Regions from separate parts of the Homo sapiens genome. Here all the other regions are linked to region 1. The links are chromatin contacts, found by Hi-C in ENCODE. All regions are on one chromosome and are shown on one strand. Each heading gives the region's core, a stretch centred on a gene start or an enhancer-like site at or near the end of the contact. The rest is flanking DNA. Distances are from core to core; before and after follow the strand shown.

The links. A loop is a pair of places that touch in the nucleus more often than their neighbours do. Pooled maps may share reads with other maps.
Region 2: a loop to region 1 is called in a pooled map, with 23 times the contacts of the local background. The contact joins the promoter of DNPEP-AS1 here to the promoter of BARD1 in region 1. A Hi-C loop is called at or near these places in 10 of 50 pooled maps.
Region 3: a loop to region 1 is called in a pooled map, with 18 times the contacts of the local background. The contact joins the promoter of GMPPA here to the promoter of BARD1 in region 1. A Hi-C loop is called at or near these places in 5 of 50 pooled maps.

What each region holds. Positions count from the first base shown.
Region 1 is chr2:214,807,664-214,811,448 of GRCh38, forward strand. BARD1 (BRCA1 associated RING domain 1) reads right to left here and starts at 2,020. Exons shown (of 11, transcript NM_000465.4): 1 at 1,749-2,020. The coding sequence starts at 1,906. It overlaps SNHG31 (small nucleolar RNA host gene 31), which reads left to right and starts at 2,566. Exons shown (of 4, transcript NR_110292.1): 1 at 2,566-2,769. RefSeq lists enhancers at 959-1,008, 1,299-1,378 and a silencer at 1,929-2,498.
Region 2 is chr2:219,387,202-219,391,042 of GRCh38, forward strand. It overlaps DNPEP-AS1 (DNPEP antisense RNA 1), which reads left to right and starts at 1,369. Exons shown (of 4, transcript NR_183823.1): 1 at 1,369-1,595; 2 at 1,686-1,847. It overlaps DNPEP (aspartyl aminopeptidase), which reads right to left and starts at 711. Exons shown (of 15, transcript NM_012100.4): 1 at 558-711. The coding sequence starts at 593. RefSeq lists an enhancer at 1-238 and silencers at 503-742, 763-1,282, 1,363-1,512.
Region 3 is chr2:219,497,047-219,500,674 of GRCh38, forward strand. GMPPA (GDP-mannose pyrophosphorylase A) reads left to right here and starts at 1,845. Exons shown (of 13, transcript NM_013335.4): 1 at 1,845-1,892; 2 at 2,910-2,969; 3 at 3,075-3,172. The coding sequence starts at 2,930. It overlaps SPEGNB (SPEG neighbor), which reads left to right. Exons shown (of 5, transcript NM_001286811.2): 3 at 1-70; 4 at 674-815; 5 at 1,005-1,241. The coding sequence ends at 1,143. The region is part of intron 1 of ASIC4-AS1 (ASIC4 antisense RNA 1); the gene reads right to left. RefSeq lists enhancers at 1-84, 85-902, 903-1,720, 1,725-1,914 and a silencer at 815-894.

The DNA.
Region 1 (3,785 bases), core at 770-3,269:
AATAAATTTATGATTATTAATGAATCCTCACAAGAAAATAAGCTAATCATTAGTATTACTCATATCCGGAAAATGAGAGATGAATAACTTGGCCTACTCAATAGTGTCAAAGCTAGAACCTGAACTCAGGCATTCTGACCACAGTCTAAGTGAAGCCCGATGCTTCCACATAGGTATGTGCCAAGGGAATGTCTAACTTTCGTTGGACTATCAAGGTGTGAACTATAATGCTTCTGTTATTGCAACTAGCAGTGCCAGTTTTAAATTTCCTATTCTCAGATGACCCATGTGCTACAGGAAAACAAACACACAACTCAAATGTCTTCATGTACTCACTTATCTGAGTGTCACTTTTCTAAGAAGTGCAATGTCATTTTGTCACAGATATTAAAAGTTTTCGTCAAAGAAAATATAAGTGCAAAACTCTGACAGTTAAGTCCTTTTCATTTTTAAAGAAAAAGTTTGGCCGGGCACCGTGGCTCACGCCTGTAATCCCAGCACTTTGGGAGGCAGAGGCGGGCGGATCACGAGGTCAGGAGACGGAGACCATCCTGGCTAACACGGTGAAACCCCATCTGTACTAAAAATACAAAAAATTAGCCGGGCATGATGGCGGGCGCCTGCAGTCCCAGCTACTTGGGAGGCTGAAGCAGGAGAATGGCGTGAACCCGGGAGGCGGAGCTTGCAGTGAGACAAGATCGTGCCACTGCACTCCAGCCTGGGCGACAGAGCGAGACTCCGTCTCAAAAAAGGAAAGAAAAGAAAAAGTTGTGTTACTTATACTTTATGCAACTAGGTAACTTAAGTTCTGCAAGTTAGAAATCAAAGGGGAAAAAAGTCCAAAAAGGATATAAACTTTTGACAGCTACAAATAACAAAAAAACTGCCAGTGATCTTCATACAGAAATACTTAGCTGTACACACAGCAAGTGCTCAATAAAAATGCTTTTCAGAAGAAATGAAAATGAGACAAACCTTTCTTGGGTTTTACAAACCTTCTTGGTTTGTATACTAGAAAGAGCTACACGAAAAAAAGCAAGAAGTAACACTCATGAAAATGTCTTTGGACGGAATGAAAACCCTGAGAGGACTCCCATAATGTGACAGCATGAAGGAAAACAATAAACAGCATCACTAAGAGCGGGGACACCAGACATACAGTCTTTTGAGCAAACTAAGAAAATGAGAAATTCCGTGCCATCTTCAATCTACAACTATGGTAGATATCCGATGCTCCATCCCATCTCACTCGAAAAAGCTGGCACGGAGAAAATGTCAAAAAGGCCAGTTTAACTTAGAGTGGCAGCTGCTTCTAATTTAGAGGGTCTCCGGGGCGGCCCGCCAGCCCAATTCGCCACAGCTCCCGGAAAGCAGCGGGGTAATCCAGGGCCGGGTAAAAAATGCAGAAGCCTCAGCCCCACCCCAGCCCGATTCAAACTCTGGAGGCGCGACCGGGATGAACATTTTTTTAGCCACACCTCCAGACGGTTCTTCAGCCCGCTGAAGTTCAAAAACTACCGTTTCAGTTGGATTCAGGGCAAGGGGAGGCCGGTAAGTCGCCCAAAAATAAAGTGAATGAGAAGCAGAAGTTGTTAATACTATATCCCCCGGCAGGTGCTAACCGCACGCCGACCCGACTGCAGCGCGGGAACGGAAGGAGGAAACGGAAGATTTGAAAAGATTCTGCCGCCCCCAGAAACTGTGCGACCCGTGCCCTCGCAGCCACCCCCAAGAAGCTCCGTCTTTACCAACGCGAGCAGCGCAGCAGCTTCTCCAGGCGGTCGAGCGCGGCGCGACTGTGGGCCCAGGCACCGCGACCATCCGGTTCCATGGCGGGCGCGGAACGAGGCTCGTTCCCGGAGCGGATCCTCGGCTGCCGGTTCCTCGGCTGCCGATTATCCGGCATCGTCCCGCCTTCGGATGAAAGGCTCCTCGCAGAGCGGGAAGCAAGGAAGCCTCGGGAAACCACAGGGAAGCTGCAGGCCAGCGACTCGAAACCGGCCAAGCTCTTCCCGCGTCTGGGACGGCGGGCCGCCAGAGGGGCGGGGCGCGCGGGGAGGGGCGGGGCACGGCGGCCGCAATGCTCCCAAAATAGGGACTCGCAGGGCACAGGGGCGGGGCCGCGAGAGCCAGCCGCTGGCCGAGTGGGCGGGACCTAGGGGTGGGGCTGGAGGCTGAAACTTGCCAAAGTCCCGGCGTGTGGGACTTAGGGGAGGGGCCGCGAGAGCCGTGGGACCGAGGGGGCGGGGCCGGACGGCTGAAACTTGCCAAAGTCCCGGCGCGCGGGTCCTAGGGGCGGAGCCGCGAGAACACGCCGGGGACAGAGGGGGCGGGGCCTAGGAGCCTCGGGGCGGGACAGGACGGTCGAAACCGAAGTCCTGGCGCGCGGGGCCCAGGGGCGGGGCCTAGGGGCCTCGGGGCAGGACAGGACGGCTGAAACCGAGGTCCCGGCGCGCGGGGCCCAGGCGCCGTGCAGTGAGAGCACGCCGCTTGACCGAAGGGGCGGGGCCTGAAGGCTGAGCGCAGTCGCGAGGCTGTAGTTGGCAGGAGAGCGGGCGGGGCCTGAAGCCCCTCTGGGCTGCCTGGACGGATGAAGTCCAGGTGGAAAGCCAGTCGACGTTTCCCGGGAGCTACGACTCCAGGGACCCTCATCCGAGCTTAACCGTTGGAACAATCACAAACCCAGAAACTTTTAGCTGAGTGTTATTTATAAAAAGCGCTGTTTTGACTGCTGTTGGACTTGGAAAAGCTTTGCCCACGATACTGAAGGTACCACTCTTTGTTCCTAAGAAAGCAACCTTTTCTTTCCTCTCACCTCAGCTGTGGCGTATATTGTAACTGAGTAAAAATAAGGAAAGTTTCTAATTCTAACTAGTTAACAAATATCAGCTCAAAGGCATGTCTGAAAAGATCTGGTTTACTTTTAAAATATTGGTATAAAATTTCAAAAAGGGTTTTTTTTGTTAGAGAGTGTGTCCACCTTCCTCCTCCAGATCTTTCACTGATCGCCGTAATTTACAGATAAGACCTACAGAGCAACCCGTCATGCCTTCCTGCCGCGCCCCAAGTTCATTTCCAAGTCCTTGCATTTTTTCCCCCTAACTTGTCTCGAATGCACCCATTTTCTCTCCGTCTCTGCTCCACAACATCCCCAGTTGCCTCGTCCTCGCCTGGTTTCCTGTCGTAGCTTTCTAGCTGATATCCAAGTGTCTATCCAGGTCCCAGCCAGTCCCGAGACTGCGGTGTGGCCGCCTAAAACATTTCCAAACACAAAACTCATCGTGGCACTTCCCTTTCTTAAAACTCCTTAAAGTTTTTCTCTGCTCTTTGACTAGCCTCTTGTCAAAACCTCCTCTGGCCATCATGGTCCCAACCCCACAGTGCGTTCCCTTAGGTCATTAAAAGCCCCTGCACCTTGCTGCCTCATGGCTTTTGCGCAAAGATTCACTTTGGAACCTGGAATTGGCCTCCTCTCCATTCCTCATCCTTCAGAATACAGCTGAAGTATCACTCCTTAAAGGTTTTCCTAGTTCCTAGACTGGATTCTCTCAGGTGCATCATATCACCTGTGTATGTAGATACACACACATACGATTATGTGCGTGTCCCCTTCTAGTTCAAAACCTCCAAAAGGCCAGAGATTGGCTGCATGTGACTCATTTCCCAATATCGCTTCATGTGGCACATGCAGTGCTTGGCTCCAGGTAGGTGCTCAGTGTTTGTTGAATCATTGAACTACCTACCCAAGCCAGACCCAGCTTTAAGTGCTTTCCTATGTTAATACC
Region 2 (3,841 bases), core at 119-2,618, 4.6 Mb after region 1:
GACCCCTGACCTTTCACCCAGGTTCCGAGGATTCTCCCATCCCCACCCCCAGAAGTGACCACTCTAAGGCACAGACCTCTGCTTCCGCCCGTCCCCACCGAGAGACCCAAACCCAGGGCTGAAACTCCGTTGAAAGCTTCAGCCCGCCGGCCCAGGATCATGAGCCAGGCCCGCCCCTTAATCCGAACTTTAGCCCGACTCCCTAAGTCCCGCCCCCATGTCCCTGCCCAGCTAGGAAATCCTGTTCTGCTCCCAAACTCCGGGATCCCAAGCGGGCCCCATACTCTGAGGCGGCCTGCATCACGTGCGCGTACCCAGCCCGGAGCCAAAGCCCTGTACCCCAAGGAGCACCCTGACTCCTCTCTCGCACCCACCTAGTCTCTCGCAGGACTCCCCCTTCCAGTCCCGGGAAAGTCGTCAGGTCACCCTCCGCGGGGCTTTCGGTTTCGCTTTGGGTCAGGCGGCCCCACTGCAGCACCGCGCTAAGCTTGGGCCCCGGAGGGCGCCGGACCCGGTCTGGGATCGAAATTCAAGTGGGGCCGTCGGGAGCCACTTACCTGCATGGCCCCGCGCGTGGGGCTGTGTCCGCTCATCTGGCCTCCGGGCTCGGCCCGCCCCCACCGCGCCGCCTGCCCCGCCCCTCACTAGCTTTGCAGGTCCCCCGCGTGCCCCTTCAGGCCGCGCCGCACTCGTAGGCCTTCATCACGCTTCCCCGGCCGCGCCGCCCCGCCCCATGTTTGGCCTCCCCGCCCACCTCTCCCCGCCCCTCGGCATCCGCCCCGCCCACCTCGGTCAGCCCCGCCCCTCGGCGGGCTTACCCTGTCCGCTCCGCCCCTCGCTGGGCACCACCACCCGCCTTGCCCCGCCCTTGCCCCGCCCCTAGCTTGGCCGCACCGCCCGCCCCGCCCCGCCCCTCGCCAGGAAGCACCGCCCGCCCTGCCCCTCGCAGGGCTGCACCGCCCGCCCCGCCCCTCGTCAAGCTTCCTCGTCCGCCCCGCCTCTCGCCAGGCTGCACCGCCCTCCCCGCTTTGTCCCGCCCCTCACCAGGTTTCCCCCATCCGCTCCGGCCCTCGCTGTACCCCACTACTCGCCCTGCCCCCGCCCTTGCTCCGCCCCGCCCTTCGTCAGGCCTCCTTGCGCTCCCCGCCCCTTGTCAGGCCGTGCCGCCCACCCCGCCCCGCTCCTCGCCAGGCTGCTCCACCCGCCCCGCCGCTCGTCACGCTTCCTCGTCCGCCCCGCCCCTCGCTAGGCTGCACCGCCCGCCCCGCTTCCGCCCCATCCCTCTCCAGGCCGCGCCTCCGCCTCCGGCCCGCCCTCGTCTCCGCCCCTGCGGGGGCTGCTCGTTAGGCCCCGCCCTGCACCCCCGTCACCCACGCCGCGCGACCCGCAGCCGCCGCCAGGGCCCTCTGCTGCCGCGGAGGTGCTAGGACAGCCGCGGACGGCCCGCCTCCCCGTGCCCCGGGCCTCGAGGCCAATAAAAAGCTCGCCCCTCCAGCTCACCGGGTCCGACGGGTACGGTACAAAGTGCTGTCTCTCGCCACAGCCACCTTTGTGACAATAAAAGCAATAAGGCTAATGTCCATGGGGCGCTCACGGTGAGCTTTAGCTTTATGATAAAGATTGGCCTGTTACCTCGTTTAATCTTCACAACTGCCCCATCAACTATGTACTCTTACTGTCCCCAGTTTATGCATGAACAGAGAAAGCTGAGATACGGAGACTAGTGATCCGTCGAGGTAATAAACGGCACAGGTGGGGTTTGAACTCCATCAGTTTGATTGCAGAGGCCTGGAACAACCCTACAGCCTTCTCTCAGATCTTTTCTGGACCTTTTTCTATGCGCTTTGGTAAGTGTTATGTTACACGGGAGGTCCACAAGGGACACAGAAGTTGACTTGCCCAAGATCACATAGCTGTTTGGGTGGATCTGGGATTTGACTCTGATATCTGTGCCCTTTCCATTTGTTAAAAACAACAGAAAAACAAATTCCACATTATTGGCAGTTCCAGTATTCCCATGTCAGGAGTAGTGAGTAGCACGTTTAAACCCCATGCACCTTCCTAGCTGCAGGAACTGATCAGGACTCTTGGTGGCCTCTAGATCCAAAACAGGGCCCAGCTACCAGGGGTTCAAACAAAATTCCAGAGATCACAGGTTTATGGAGCAACCTGCCGTTTATATACCTGGGGTGGGGAGTGACAGGGTGGGATGGGGAGAGGCTGGAAAGGTCCTGCAGCCCTCACTTCAAACTAGTAGATATGGCAGGGGAGTTTTCAAGAATTCACCCACTAGGTGCTGGCTTAAATTCATGGCATTCCCTAACCGTTTGTTGAAATACCATTATGGGCCTGGCGCAGTGGCTCACGCCTGTAATCCCAGCACTTTGGGAGGCCGAGGCGGGTAGATCACTTGAGGTCAGGAGTTCGTGACCAGTCTGACCAACATGGTGAAACCCCGTCTCTACAAAAAATACAAAAATTAGCCGGGTGTAGTGGCACGTGCCTGTAATCCCAGCAGCTACTTGGGAGGCTGAGGCAAGAGAATCGCTTGAACCCGGGAGGTGGAGGTTGCAGTGAGCTGAGATCGTGCCACTGCACTCCAGCCTGGGCGACAGAGTGAGATTCTGTCTCAATAAATAAATAAATAAAATTATGTATAAAGCTCAATGCTGAGCAGGACATGGAGAGAGCATTCTTGTCCTCTACCTCCTGGGGAGGGGACACATTCAAGGAGGACAGTGAAAGGGCCGAAACAAGGCTACAATGTATAAGGGAAGGAGACAACCTGAATAAGGAACCACCTTTAATGTTCTTTCTGATCACAGAAAAGAGTACATGCTTGAGTAAGAGATTCAAACATCACCAAAATGCATAACTTAGAAAGTGAGCCGGGAGTGGTGGCTCACGCCTGTCATCCCAGCATTTTGGGAGGGAAATACAGAAGTGTTCCTATTCAAATCAGAAGTGAGACATTGATGAGCTATTACTGCTGCTAGACAATGTGGAGCTGTAGTCAGAGCCAGTACCACAAAACAAAATTAACAATTCTATATGTGCAAAAGTAAAATTGGTCATTATTTATAGATTATATGATTATCTAGAATCCCCAAGAAAATAAACGATCAAGCTATTATTAGAACTGGTAGGAAGGGTAGCCTAATTTAAAAAACACTGACTTTCTTGTACAATAATCACCTAGAAAATATAAAAGTAAAAAGGTTCTTATTGACCATTTTTGGTTTGGGTAAAAAAGAAAAAAGTAAAAGGGCTATATTTACAAGAGCAAGAAATATTGTTAAATTTCTAGTCATGAACATATGAGACACCTAATCTCACTTTAAACAGGAAAATGCAAGTTAAAAATGAGATAACAGTTGGGCGTGGTGGCTCATGCCTGTAATCCCAGCACTTTGGGAGGCAAAGGCGGGTGGATCACGAGGTCAGGAGTTTGAGACTAGCCTGGCTAAAAATACAAAAAATTAGCTGGACATGGTGGTGTGCACTTGTAATCCCAGCTACTCAGGAGACTGAGGCAGGAGAACTGCTTGAACCCGGGAGGCAGAGGTTGCAGTGAGCCGAGATCGTGCCATTGCACTCCAGCCCAGGCAACAAGTGCGAGACTCCAACTCAAAAAAAAAATTAATAAATAATAAAAATGAGATACTTTTTCTTTTTATTGAGCAGATTAACAAAAATGGAAAAGATGGGTAATATCAAGTGTTGGAGAAGGCTTGGGGTAATGCAAGCATTTTCTGGAGGCTAAAGCAACTCCATCTGGGAAGCTAATCTGCCATGTTGACTTTTCAACAACCTGTTCCAGGAATGACTCTAAGTTTTCTAC
Region 3 (3,628 bases), core at 595-3,094, 4.7 Mb after region 1:
GGCCAGTACAGCATCAACGTCACCAACCCCTTCGGCCAGTGCTCCGACTCGGCGCGCATCCTCGTGGAAGGTACGCGCGCCCCGGGCGCAGCGCCAGGGCGCAGACCAGCACCACTCAGCCAGAGCCCGCAGCCCGGTCCAGCTGCGCGTGTTTACCTCTGGGCCTAGCTACAGGGTCCCCGCCAGCCCAGCTCTGGGCACGGCCTGGGGCGCATCGCCGCGCCAGCCAAGTGCGTCCTTCCCTACCTCGGGATCCAGCTCCACCCGGGCTGAGCAGTCAGCTGTGGACTTCCATCACGCGGCTCCGGGTCCCCAAGGTCACACAGCAAGCCAGAGGCAGAGCCAGGGTTGGACCCGGGTCTTCTGGCTCCCAACTCTGGCAATTTCCACTACCCGGAGCGGTCTCTGAGGCACCGCGAGATGTGTGAACATTCAGGGGCTTTCGCCCGCCTTATCTCTCTTGATCCTCTATTCGACCCCGAGAAGTAGGAGAGGCAGGGATAAGTCCCTTTAACAGCCAAGGAGATGAAACCAGAGAGGCTAATGATTTGCTCAACGTCACACTGCGAGTTTAAATGCATCTGTATTTAGTGCCGGGTATTAGCCGGTGAGGTGATGCCCTGCCTCATCTCCGGGTCCTTCACGGGGTTTCGCTCCCCTTTCCTTCCGCTAGTCCCGACGAAGATTCAAAAGGGACCCGACAACACTAAGGCGCGCAAAGGCACCACCGTGACGCTGACTGCGGAGATCCTGGGAGAGCCTGCGCCCGACGTAGGCTGGACCAAGGACGGGGAGGACATCGAGGAGGATGACAGGCGAGGGCCGGGACCTGCGGCACGGCCAGGGCCTGGGGCTGGAACCTGGGTGGGACTGAGCCCAGAAATCTGGCTGGAGTGACGGGGGCGGGGACTGGGCAGCGAGGAACAGAGCTGGCTAAGGAGCCCCGCCCAGTGCGCCCGTGTACTGACCACGGCTCCGCCCTCCTCCCCGCCGCCCTTCCGCAGGGTGTTCTTCGAGATCGGCAGCACCACCACGACGCTGACCATTCGCCGGGCCACGCCTCAGGACAGCGGCAAGTACGAGGTGTACGTGGAGAACAGCCTGGGCATGGACCAGAGCTTCGCTCGCGTCGACGTGGCCTGAACGGCACCCCCGGACCTTCCGCCCTGGCGCCGAGCCCGGGGGTGGTGGGACCCACAGCCCTCCACCAGCTTGCTTAATAAAGCTGCTCTCTGACCCTCCGCGTCTGTCCTGCTCTTCCGCGTCGCCATTCCCTCTCCCCCGCACCAGCGCCCACACGTATTCCAGACCCCCACGCCAAGGTCACAGCCTGTTGGAGTCACAGGGAGGTCTGGAGAGCGCCTAGCGCCGTGCTGCATTTCAGACAGTCAAACTGATAAGAGTTGCCCTCGCCGTCCAAGGCGCCCTCACTTCCCAGCGGTACCGCCGGCTGGGCCTGGGACTCCGCCTTCTCCGCTTTTGAGCGCCTCCAGCCCCAGCCCCTTGTGGCTGTTTGCCCCTGGCCCCGCCCCTTCCAGGGCTGGCCACACACCCCTGCTGTCCTTAGTCCCGTTTTCCTGTGGGACCCAGTTCCTCACTTCGGCTGCTGCCCCGAGGCCGATTCCCCAACAGCTCGGGTCCCAGTCTTAAGTTCCAGGCTGGGCTTCTCAGGCCCCACCCTTCTTCGCATTTAACCCCGCCCCGCGATCCCTTGGTCACACCCCTGGACTTCAGCACCTCTTTCCTCTCCCATAAAGTTAGAAAGCGGGTAAAGGGTCAGACTACAATTCCCGGCAGACCCTGCGAATGAGTTCTCGCGACTTGCGAGAAGACACGTGCGCGGAAGGAGCTTGCAGTAGCGGGCGGCAGAGCTGGAGTGAAGGGAGCTAGTGGTAAAGGGAGCTGGTGGAGGGGTGGCGGCAGGGGTAAGGGGCAGGGGACACCCTCTAGACGGAGAGCGGGCTCCGAGGTCCTGGCTGGCCCTCGGTGCGCCCGCCCCTGTGTTGGTCCCACAATCCCTGGCAATGAGAGGCCAGGGTTTATTGGACAGAGTCAGTTGTGGGGTTCAGAGGGTCAGCAATCAATCAATCCTCCGAATCCAGAGATTTAGACCCAGTCGTCCGTATTAGGACTGGAGGGGGGTCAATAGGTTCAGTGTTTGAGATGCCAAGGGAACCTGTCTTTTGATTTGGGGTTCAACATACAGAGGTTAGTTTTAGGATTCATGTTTAGCATATAGAGGATTTTTGCTGGGATTAGGGGTTCTTCAAATTCAGATCAGTGTTAGTTCAGTACTTGGGGATTACGTTCAGGATTTAAGTTAAATATCTGAGGCTCACTCAGGGTTTGCTGTCCAATATTCAGGGTTCACTATTGGGGTTCAGGGCTTAATATCTAGAATGAAGACGCAACACTTTGGGAATTTGAGGCTTCAGTATTTTGAGGTTTGGGTCTGAGAAGGGAGTCTCTGCCAGGTTTCTGAATTTGCAGAATTTGTTCATGGCCAGAGGGAAGTCTTTTAGAGATCAAATTGTGGGGTGTGAATTTCAGAATTTGGGAGGAATCACTGTGAGGTTTGAAGGCCGACTGGAATCTGGGTTGGGATTTGAGATGTGTGGGATTTGTGAGGTTCTGTCCAGGCAGGGACTATATTGAGCTTTGGGTTTACATCTTGGGGGAGGGCTAAGTGCTGCTATTTGGGGTTTGGGGTTTGGTTGGGGTGTGAGATCTGAGCTTGATTTCTCTGCTGGGATTTGAGATGTGTGGGATTTGTGAGGTGTTGGGTCCAGGCAGAGACTATATTGAGCTTTGGGTTTACATCTTGGGAGAGGGCTAAGTGTTGCTATTTGGGTTTTGGGGCTTGGTTGGGGTAGGAGATCTGAGCTTGATTTCTCTGTTGGAATTTGAAGTTTAGGTAGCAGTCACCATTATGCTCAAAGCGGTGATCCTGATTGGAGGCCCTCAAAAGGGTGAGGTGCCAGGGGAATGGGGGGAGGAGGTTGGGCTGGAGTGGTAGGCGGGATGGGGGCAGAGGAAGGCAGGAGGCCGAAATGTTCTCCTCTCTCCTCTCCCAGGAACTCGCTTCAGACCTTTGTCTTTTGAGGTGCCCAAACCATTGTTTCCTGTGGCAGGGGTCCCTATGATCCAACACCATATTGAAGCCTGTGCCCAGGTAACCTCAGGGGCTCCCCTCTCTCACCTCACTTCCTGCTTATCTTCATGCTGTTTCCCCCTTTCCCAACCATGAACTCTTCCCACCAGGCATAACTCCAAGGACCATCATTCACAGATGACAATGTGAATGGCGCCCCCTCAAGTTATGCTGTGCAGCTGCCCTGCTGTCTTCCCCTAATCTAGTTTCTCATCTGGCCTCTTCCTGCTCAGATTTCACTCCTATTTTTAAAGTGTGGAATGTGAGATCAGGCAAGGATCTTGGAGACAATGTAAAGCCGTAGCATGGAGACTCTTAATGATAACCAAGCACAAATTCATATCCTTGATCACATTGTTGCTCATTTCTTTATTGCTTTTCGTATTGAGCCAGGCAAGGTTTTGGTTTGAATTCAGTCTCTGCCTGCTGTGAGGTCTGCAACAAATAACACACCCTCTCTGACACTCAGTTTCCTTA